Regions from separate parts of the Homo sapiens genome. Here all the other regions are linked to region 3. The links are chromatin contacts, found by Hi-C or POLR2A ChIA-PET in ENCODE. All regions are on one chromosome and are shown on one strand. The core of a region is the stretch at or near the end of the contact, and the rest is flanking DNA. Distances in the headings are between cores, read along the strand shown.

Region 1 (3,231 bases), core at 373-2,872, 4.7 Mb before region 3:
TACCATTTTTGTTATTATTACTGTTTGTATAGTACTGCTGTAATTTTTTTATGCAGGAAATTACCTTGATGCAATTGTAGTCTCCAGGTCTACTACCAGGTTATCCTAGAGGTCTCAAAGAAGAAGGCTAACACAACAAATTAAGATGCATGAGTCACATGGTTTATCAAATCAATTAAAACACATTATGAGAAGAAAGAGGGGAAGAGATAGGGACAGTTAAAATAATTACACTAGAATTCACGCAGGAGAAAGAACCCAGCTACTTAAATCTTGGGACACACAGTGCTCATGTGACCTGTTCTCTCTATCTACCACATTGACCTTCTCCGTGGTGTGATTATATAGGTCAAATCTGAGGTTTCAGCAAGGGGCTCAGCAAGGAAAAGATGCCCGGGTCAGTAGTATACTTGGAAAGACACAGGGACAAGCCCACCTGGCCATGACCTGTAGCTCATCATTTGGCCTGATGAACAGCTAAGGACTATTTGCATTCCTTGCACAGAGGATTTCTGTGGCTAGAATGGGGGTCACCAATGGGTGGCTGACTGAAGACTTAAGTTCTCATATTTTATGTATTTATATTTAGTATATTTCAAATGTTTGATGTCGTATGCATATGGATATGTTGTCAATATCACCTCTTTCCATTCCTCCCTCCTATCTGTGTTCAGCATGCACATTCTCTACTTTGTTGATGGCCACTATGACTCAGGGGTTACTAATCCACTTAGTTTTACCATGCTCATCATATAAATTCTGCCTATGTCTCACAAGCTACTTGCATCTCCACCCAGTTTCATTTATCCTCTTTCTTTGTTTCACTTTCTTTCTTGAGCAGAACTGAATAATCTTAAGTCATACAGCAAAGGCACATTACAGAGTTCACCACTCTCAGTTGTTGACATGTTGCCTCAGGTCCGGCAAATCTTCCAGGCCTGTTGAAAAATTTCCAGCATTAACAAGAGGCCCACAAAGTTCTGACTGTGGATCATTCTGATATGCATCTATAAGAACAGAGCCCCTGGTTAACAAATGATCTTTTCCAACTGGGTTCCATAGAAAGAACAAGAGCTTTAGAGAAATTACCTTTACTAGAACTACTGAGAAGTTAACAATTGCCAAGGCTGCAGAAAATATGTGAAGAGCTGGCTTTAAAGAAAACTATACTCCAGAAAAACAATTGTACTCATCTGGTGTTGTATTTTCCGCTTTCTTTGGAAATCAGTGATTCCCAACCTTATTCCATAAAGTCCTGGTTTGAAGGGAAGATTCTAAAGAAGGATATGCTTATATGCTATGCAGTTTACTTCCTCTATTTTCTCTCCTCCCTCCCCCACCTTTTTTTTCTTTCATGACATCTTTACTCAACAGCGAAGGCAGAAGAGATTCAATCTGTATCATTCAGTAAGTTAAAAAAGGAAAAACAAGGTGGGCCAAATGTTTGGGAGACTATTGTACCTTCTCACAACAAGTCTGTGGACTTCACCAAGCTCCAAAAGGATGCTTTTTTCTTCTTCTTCTTTTTCCCTTAAGTTGTTTTTAGTTAAGAAAAAAGAGAGAGAGAGAGGGAGAACAGAGAGTGCTTCTGCTCACCCCAGCTGTCAGGTGAAAAACAGAGCTGCTTAGTATTCTGGGGCTGTGGGTTTATGACTCATGTGCACTTCCTTCTGTGAGTTGTCATTTCTCTGAGAGATATTTGGAGTTGTGACAAAATTTAACTCCATATTCTGAGGGGATGTTGACTGGATCTCAGGAGAATTCATTTCTGTAAGTTCCTCGATCTGCTGCAGCAGATCTGCAGTGACATGCAGAGGACTTGGAGACTAACATGACTTAGCAGCAACACACTCTGAGGGTTTACTGGCATGCTGATTGAATGCAGTGAGCAGAGCCACCTGTGTCAGGGTAATCGAAAATTCTCAGACAGCCGGGGATAAACAAATACCCTCGAGTCTCTCTCTTACTTTCTGTACAAAAGGAAGTATTAATAATGAGAGTAAGTGGTTTTGTTAACCCCCCTCCTGAATATTTAATATGTGTCCTAAAAAAATATGAGGTCTGCAATCAGAAGGTGAGGGCGTTAGTCTTAGGTATATAAACTTGGCTGAGTTGCTCAGACCTTCAGCTTCTCAGTTTTTCATTTGTAAAATGGGAAGAATAAAAATATTCTAGCTATTTCCAAGATTGTTGTGAAGACAAAATGAGATAAGTGGAAACATGTTATAAATTGTAATTGTCCTGCACAAATATTTTGAGGTTGTTGTTGTTACATATGTTTACACTTTTAGGAATATATAAACCTTGGAAGATGTAATAATCAAAGTTTCAGCCAGACACCAAGAAACAATTGAAATGACATTTTAGAGTGAGATGCCAGTTCTCCATTTGTACTTTCAAATGAAGTGTGCAAGAGCTTGTTCCATAGCTCTTTCTTCCCCCAACTTTTTATTTTGAGAAATTAAAAACTTATAGAAATGGTGAAAGAATAAACACCCAATACTCTTCACCTACATTTACCAAATTGTGCCACATTTTGCCTTTGTTTTTCCCTCTCTTGTTCTTTGCCATTGTGACATTTCATTCATAAATATTTTCTCCAGTATCTCCTGAGAATAAGGCATTCTTCTATATGACCATAACACAATCATCATACTCAAGAATATTCAAGCCATATTCAAATTTTCTAAAATGTCCTTTATAGGATTTATTTGTTTTGCTTTTTTGGGGGGGGCATGAATCCTGCAGTACATTTAATTGTCATGACTGTTAAATTTTTTTATTTTATTCTATTTTAGATTCGGGGGTACATGTGCAGGTTTGTTACATGGGTATATTACATAATGCTGAGCTTTGGGCTTCTAGTGAACTGATCACCCAAATAGTGAACATTGTACCCAATAGGGAGTTTCTTAAGACTCACCACCCTGCCACCCTCCCCTCTTTTGGAGTCCCCATTGTCTAGTATTTCCATCTTCATGTCCTTGTGTAGCCCTTGTTTAGTTCCCCCTTACAAGTGAGAACATGACGTATTTGATTTTCTGATTCTATTTCACTTAGAATAATAGCCTCCAGCTCCGCCCATGTTGCTGCAAAGGACATGATTTCATTCTTTTTTCTGTCTGCATACTATTCCATAGTATTTTCCACACTGTTTTCCGAGGGCCCAGGAGGGTTGCTGCATCCCATTGCTGGTCCTGTTCAGGTTGATCACTCGATTCAAGTGATGTC
Region 2 (3,227 bases), core at 282-2,781, 3.1 Mb before region 3:
GTATAGAACGCTCTGCCATTGAGATAAAGACGTTTCCTAACACTGAGCTAGCACCAAAGGATTTTTGCTCTAAGAGAACCGAGTACTGGGTGATTGAAAACACTAAAGGAATTGTGTAAATATAGATCCCCACCTCCCCCGCCGCCCCCCCCCCCCGCCCCCAACACACCAAGAAACCGAAACGCCTCGCCCGGGAGAAGCAGCGTAGCCTGGACCTCAGCTTTCGTTGGCTTCCTTCTACCTTGAAAGAGAATGGGAAGTTTTGGCCCCTAAGATCCAAAGATTCAGGGGCTCTGCGGAGTTCGAGGGGTCTTGGCGGCCCCAAACACCTAGGCGACCGGAGGGTTAAGCTTTCCACCTCTGCCCCTTCTCCCTCCCGGCAAACTCTGCGCTAGAGGCTAGCTTTAGTCCCGCCGTCTGGTTCAGCACCCCCTCCTGCAGCCCGGCCCCGCGAACTTCCACGTCCGCCTGCGGGCCATCCGGGCTGCGGGCCCATCCTCCCGCTGGTGAAAAATGCATTTCGGTGGAATGGGAACATCTGGGAAGGGCGCGCACAAACCCCACACGCTTCCCCCCACGCCACCCCCACAACACACTAGGACCCCACCCATGACCGAGCATACCACCGGACCCCCACCCTTCCACTATCACTCTAGCTGACAAAGCTGGGGTCCAGGGCCCTCTCCGTGTCCCTCTCCCCTCCCCGCTGGGCCTCGGAGTCCTCTCCCGCCCGAGAGGAGTCCGGAAGGCGGGAAGGGGAACCGCTGCCGGGGGTCAGTCAGGTCGTTACCCTCCGTCAGTCGCGGGCTGCCCGGCTCCCTGCTTCTCTCGGCGGCGCCCATGTCCAGCTCCCGGACGGGAGAGCGCCCTCCTCCAGCTCCTCCGCCTGCTCCTCCTCCTCCTACACCTCCTCCGCCTCCTCCGCCGCCGCCTCCGCCTCCTCCGCCGCCGCCTCCGCCGGCCGCCCGGACTGCCGGGCTGCTGCGGTCGTCGCGGCCCGCCTCGGTGCAGCCGGTCGGCTCCTTGGCCCCGCGCAGCGGCCCGCTCTCCAGCACCTCCCGGTACGTGATCGCCTCCTTCTTCTCCTTCACTTTCTGGTCAAAAGACTTGGAGACGAACGCCGTAAGTTCTTCCATCGCCGCCGCACGTCAGCCCGGCGCTCAACCTCTGCCAGCAGAGCCCCGCTCTTTTTTTCCTTCTTCTTTTTTTACTGCTCCAGCCCCCCCAATAATAACACATCAATGGGACAGGAGGTGGGGGAGGAGAGGGAGGAGGAGAAAGAAGAAGAAAAAGAGGAGAAGAAAGAAGAAAGAGGAGGAGAAGTAGAAGGAGAAAAAGAAGTAAGAAGAGGAGGAGGAGGAAGAAGAGGAAGAGGGGGAGAAGGGTGAAGAGGAGAGGGAGGAGGAGGAGGAGAAGAGAAGGGGCGGGGGCTGCCGGAGGGAAATGGGAACTGATGCTTCCCTGCCGGAGCGCGCTTGTTCAATGTTAAGATCTTTGACAATTCTTCCTGCGGAGAGTTCAGATCTGATAGCGACGCTGCGCTTGAAGTCCCACTATTTATACTTCCTAACGGCGGCCTCTTGTTTTGAGTAAATTACCTCCCCTCGCAACTCGGAGTGAGCCCCCTTCCCGGGTAGCAGTCGCGCCTCTACCGGGGGTTGGGGAGGGGAAAAGGAGAGAAACAGAGAGAGAGAGAGAGAGAGAGAGAGAGAGAGAGAGAGAGAGAGAGAGAAGAGGAGAGAGAGAGATTGGAGTTCGGGCGGGCTGGGGCTGGAGTGGTAGGGCAGCACAGGGGGACCGGAGGGGGCGGGGAGAGAAGGCCGGTCCCCGGCCGCTCAGGTTTTCAGATAGCCCCTGCCGCCTGTGCTCTTGGCCATTAATCCAGGATTGACAAGAATCCCTAATTAATTTAATTAGGCGTGGATTTTGCGTTGGTGTCACGACTTAGTTAAACACTGGGGAGCTGGATAGACCCCGCGGGGTGGGGCCAAGAGGAAACTGACAAGTGCGCAGCTCTTAGAGTCAGTCAGGTATCCCGACACTGCATCCTTCCCTACAGCCTTGCTTCGAGTCAGGGTGCCTCGCAATGCTCAGCTTCGCATTGCTTTTCCTCGTCCCTGCCCTGCATCAACCGCCCAGCAGTTTACAGGCCCCGCATCCCATTCCCGCATCCTGACCCCGCATCCCAATTCTGCATCCCCGCCTCTCCCTCACAATCCCACCCCTGCCGGCCGTAGCTCCACCGCCCAGCATCATCCTGCCCAGAGACAGGGTTGCCTGCACCTTCTCCGACCCGCGCAGCTTCTCTTAGGAGCTTCCCGGCTCGCAGGCAGGCTGAGTCCGGGTCTTCTCCAAGCTCCTCGCCCCTCGGTCCGTGTTATTCGCTCTATTATTCGTGTCCTGGAGCCCAGCTGACTCCTCTATGGACAGACCCCGCTAAAAGGGACCAGTCGATTTAACAAGTTTCCCCAGCAGCTGTTAGCTGACAGATCTCATTTTAAAGTGTTTCCTTAGCGCCCGGTCAAGGACAGCTCGACTTCGTTCGTTTCCTCTCTGAGGTCTCAGAACTCCCACCCTTCTCCCTTACTCTCTGCACTCGGACCCCTCTATGGTGAATTACAGGACTTCTTCTTTAGCATCTTGGGAAACATCCGAGTTTATTTACTAATTTGAAAAACAAGAGATTATCCCTCTTCGAGTCTGAAAAAAAAATCGACGTTAAGTTTGTACCCCCTCTAATTTCATTTATTACGGAGAGCTAAAAAAGAGACGCTCGCCAGGAGTAAAGGTCTCTCTGCCTACCCCCCCCACCACCCCGCTTACGATTTAAAATTCTATTTCTGGGCTATTTTCATCGGAACGGTTTGTTACGTTAGAGGAACATCTATATTCCTGAGTCATTTGTCTGTATTGTGCCGGACAGGGCTTGCTGTGAGAAGTGTGGCTATGCAAATACATACTCACAAAAGAATATTTACATATGATGTTATATTTAAGTGTGTAAACAAATATACCTCTAAGTGTGGCTTAGGGGACATTTTCAAGTACTCTGAATATTAATGCAGACTTTCTGGAAGTTAAAGGTAACTTGATCATTATTTTGGATCTAATACTCTTAGTAAAAATAAGAGGAATTACAGAACATTAATATGTATATCTTCCGTATATTGGTTAAGGCATCAAAACAAATTAGCAGATAATTTAAGAAGTTCCGTCAAAACAACCTG
Region 3 (3,172 bases), core at 628-3,127:
GGTATCCATGGTGAGTGTCTGGGCTCACTTCGAAGAGTAATAAATAGACAGAAGCTGCTTAACTACAGCTGTGTTCCTAGTGGTGTTTGGTTGAGGGCATAGGCAGTGTGAATAGAAAAAACGGGGAGAAAAACACTGTCTCTTCAGAGTTGTGGTGGGTATTAAATGGATAATTAATTTACCAATATATATTGAGGGTCTGTTTTGTGTCAGCTGCTGTGCTAGGTGCACCAAGAAGAACAAGACCCGAATTGCTCTCCAGGGTTTTGAAACTGCTGGGCATGCAGAGTAGAAAATTTATGATCCAATTCAAAGCACTATTATAGAGGCATATACCTCGTATAAAGGTGTTATCATAGAACCATATATACAGAAGGAGCATGTAACTCCTCTGGCCCTTAGGGACCGAAGGAGTCAGAAAAGAGAGGATGTATGGTGGACAGGATAATGGCTCTGCAAAGATGTCCTATTCCCTGAAATCTGTGAATATATTACCTAACATGGCAAACGAACTTTACAGATGTGATTAAATTTCTTGAGATGGAGAGATTATTCTGGATTATTTGGTTGGGCCCAGTGAAATCACAAGTGTCCTTGTAAGAGGGGTGCGGGGGGGTGGGGGTGAGAAAAGGAGACTCTGACTGCAAAATGATGTGGGACCACAAGCCAAGGAATGTGGGCAGCGTGTAGAAGTTGGAAAGGGCCAGGGAATGGATTTTCTCCTGGAGCCTCCAGAGTCAGCCCTCACCATCTATTTAGACCTGTAGCTTCCAGAACTGGAAGAGAACAAATTTGTGTTTTCTAAGCCAACTAAATCAGTGATAATTTGTTAGAGCAGCACTAGGAAACTAATTCAGGCTTAATCTTTAGTGCCGAGTCCCGGGTAGAAGCAAAGGAAGACTATTTTCTGTGAGGACCTGCCAGTTGGTCTTCATGGCTTGCGAGTACGTGTGCTTGGGAGTAGGACAGGATATGTGGAGATCAGATCCTGAAAGGTCTTCTTTCCACACAAAGAAACTGGAAATAATGCTGAAGGTAATCAGAGGCCACTGAAGGATTAAAAGCAGGGGAGTGTGACAAAATCAGAACTGCATTTCAGAAGGATGAATTGAAGTCTACAAGTAGAGACAACAGACGAGAGGCTACTTAAGTATTCTGGGCAAGAAATGATGAGAGGCTGTCTCTGATCACCCTCTACAAAACGCCTTTGCTTATTCCTTGAAATTTGGGATGAGAGGATTTAGAAAAAAAAATGGTTGTACTCTTCAAATATTTGAAAGGCTGTCATGAGACAGATTAGACACGGTCTGTGCTGCTCCAAGTTTGAGGGATAAATCAGTCATAAGAAGATATTAAATGCACTATCCGGAAGCACATAATTAATAATTTGTCTAAAAATCGCATAGACTTCTTCACAGATAATTATGCTTTACATTTCATTCTTTCAACAAATAATCATTTGAGCAGTTAGCATGTGGCAGGCATCAGGCCTGTATATGACGGTGAACCAAACAGACAAAAGGCACTGCCCTGGATGGAGTTTCTTTGCATAAGGTACCGTTTACAGATAACTTTTATATAAAATAATCATTTAATCAAGAAGCAAGCTCACAGTCGGGATAGCTGAAAAGAGACTAATATACGGGCGAGGTTGGTTTGGAGTAAACCCTGGCCTGGGAAAATCGAGACGATAACTGAAAAGCAGTCACTGACGGCAAATGAGCCCCTGGGACTTCTCTCCGCGAGCTTTCCCAGCCACCAGGCCGCTCCCATCACCCTTCCGCCCGTCGGTGCCGCCCCTTTCCTCGTCCCCACCCCGTCCCTTTTAATACGTCACTCGGGCCGCGGGATTTCGAGCATTTCGCTCGCGAGATCTTCTCTGTGGCGGAGACAGCCAGGTTGGCAGCTGACGGGACAGCCGGGGTCTATTTTGTTGCGGGTTTTCAGCAAATCCAGGGCTGGTCTGGAGGCGCGAAGTAGGTTCCGGAGTCCGAGACCTGGGCTGTCGGCCGCGGGCCCCTGAGTAGCGGATGGGGCGGGCTCCCCGGCCTCGGGGCCGTGCTCAGTCTGCGTGAGCGCCGCGTGCCCGGAACCCGTGTGCGGTCGCGCCCCGGGGTTGGGGGTCGGCGTGGGTGGCCCTCGGGCGCCGGGACGCCGTCCGGAGACTCCTGTGGCGTGGGTCTGAGGCGCGGTGGTCCGGTGCGGTCCCTGGGCTGGTGGAGAGCGGGAGGGCCCGGGCGTCCACAATCCCGAGCTGACCTCGCCCTTGGTCGTCCAGGGTTGGAGCCCAGGTGAGATGGAGGTCAGCGGCAGAGCTGGGTGGCCCGAGGGTCTTGCAGCTGGGAAGCTCAGGAAATCCCATGGTCCTCATCTTAAAGTTCTTTTTAACGAACTTACCCAGTGGAGTTGGGTTTCCTTCTTTCCTGCTTTTTCGAAGTTCTGTGAATATATTAATTATTCAGAGAGACTGGAGGAAGACGTAAAAAGAGGAGACTAGGTAAAGTGATTTAAATCCCAACATTCTCTTTTTTTTTTTTTTTTTTTTTTTTTTTTTTAAAAGAACTTAAGGCATACAGAACGATGGAGTATATGGCAGAATCCACCGACCGCAGCCCTGGACACATGTGAGTGCGACACTTCTTCCTTCCCCCTTAAATGTGAAAATCTTCAGTGAGCCCGGGAAACTCACTATGGAGAACGCTTGAGGGTGGGTGGGAAAGAGCGTATATTGTCATAAATGGGAAAAAATAGAAGTCTTATTTCTGTAGAAAATCGAATTAGTTTCTGGTTATAAAGCTTGTTCTAGTAAATATAAGCTCTAAGAGGGTTAAAATATTTACCATACATCCTTTTAGATCGGCACTGTCCAATATGTAGCCATTAGCTACGTGTGGCTATTTAAATTTACTTTTTACTTACTTTTTTTTTTTGAGACGGAATCTCGCTCTGTTGCCCAGGCTGGAGTGCAGTAGTGTGATCTCGGCTCACTGCAACCTCCACCTCCCGGGTTCAAGCAATTCCCTGCCTCAGCCTCCCGAGTAGCTCGGATGACTTCCTGATTTTTATTGGAGATTATAATGTAGTAATTTTTAAATTTTGAACATCTTAAATCTTAGTTATCAATTTTTAATTTCTTGCATTTAAGTTCAAATTAACTTTTTTTTTTTTGCTG

Evidence for each region. Hi-C counts contacts between places; a loop is a spot of excess contacts on that map. ChIA-PET counts read pairs that join two places held with the same protein, here RNA polymerase II (POLR2A). Pooled maps may share reads with other maps.
Region 1: a pooled map shows a loop between it and region 3 (8-fold over the local background). The contact joins the enhancer-like site here to the promoter of NMD3 in region 3. A Hi-C loop is called at or near these places in 1 of 37 single-sample maps with no recorded cell type and 4 of 50 pooled maps. POLR2A ChIA-PET finds 5 or more read pairs at or near these places in 1 of 52 experiments (WTC11).
Region 2: a pooled map shows a loop between it and region 3 (6-fold over the local background). The contact joins the promoter of SHOX2 here to the promoter of NMD3 in region 3. A Hi-C loop is called at or near these places in 1 of 168 maps with a recorded cell type or tissue (CD8-positive, alpha-beta T cell) and 9 of 50 pooled maps. POLR2A ChIA-PET finds 5 or more read pairs at or near these places in 1 of 52 experiments (AG04449).

What each region holds. Positions count from the first base shown.
Region 1 is chr3:156,482,814-156,486,044 of GRCh38, forward strand. All of the region lies in intron 8 of KCNAB1 (potassium voltage-gated channel subfamily A regulatory beta subunit 1), which reads left to right. Among named protein-coding and RNA genes, the nearest start is that of KCNAB1-AS1, 37 kb to the left of the region's middle. RefSeq lists enhancers at 249-1,448, 682-941, 972-1,061. Within about 2 kb of position 1,623, at least 16 of the 41 ENCODE cell types and tissues checked have a DNase peak (open chromatin) inside an H3K27ac peak, as active enhancers do.
Region 2 is chr3:158,104,889-158,108,115 of GRCh38, forward strand. It overlaps SHOX2 (SHOX homeobox 2), which reads right to left and starts at 1,532. Exons shown (of 5, transcript NM_001163678.2): 1 at 791-1,532. The coding sequence starts at 1,136. RefSeq lists a silencer at 922-971 and an enhancer at 1,720-2,223.
Region 3 is chr3:161,219,434-161,222,605 of GRCh38, forward strand. NMD3 (NMD3 ribosome export adaptor) reads left to right here and starts at 1,878. Exons shown (of 16, transcript NM_015938.5): 1 at 1,878-1,976; 2 at 2,561-2,624. The coding sequence starts at 2,581. RefSeq lists enhancers at 1,451-1,560, 1,620-2,121 and a silencer at 2,041-2,240.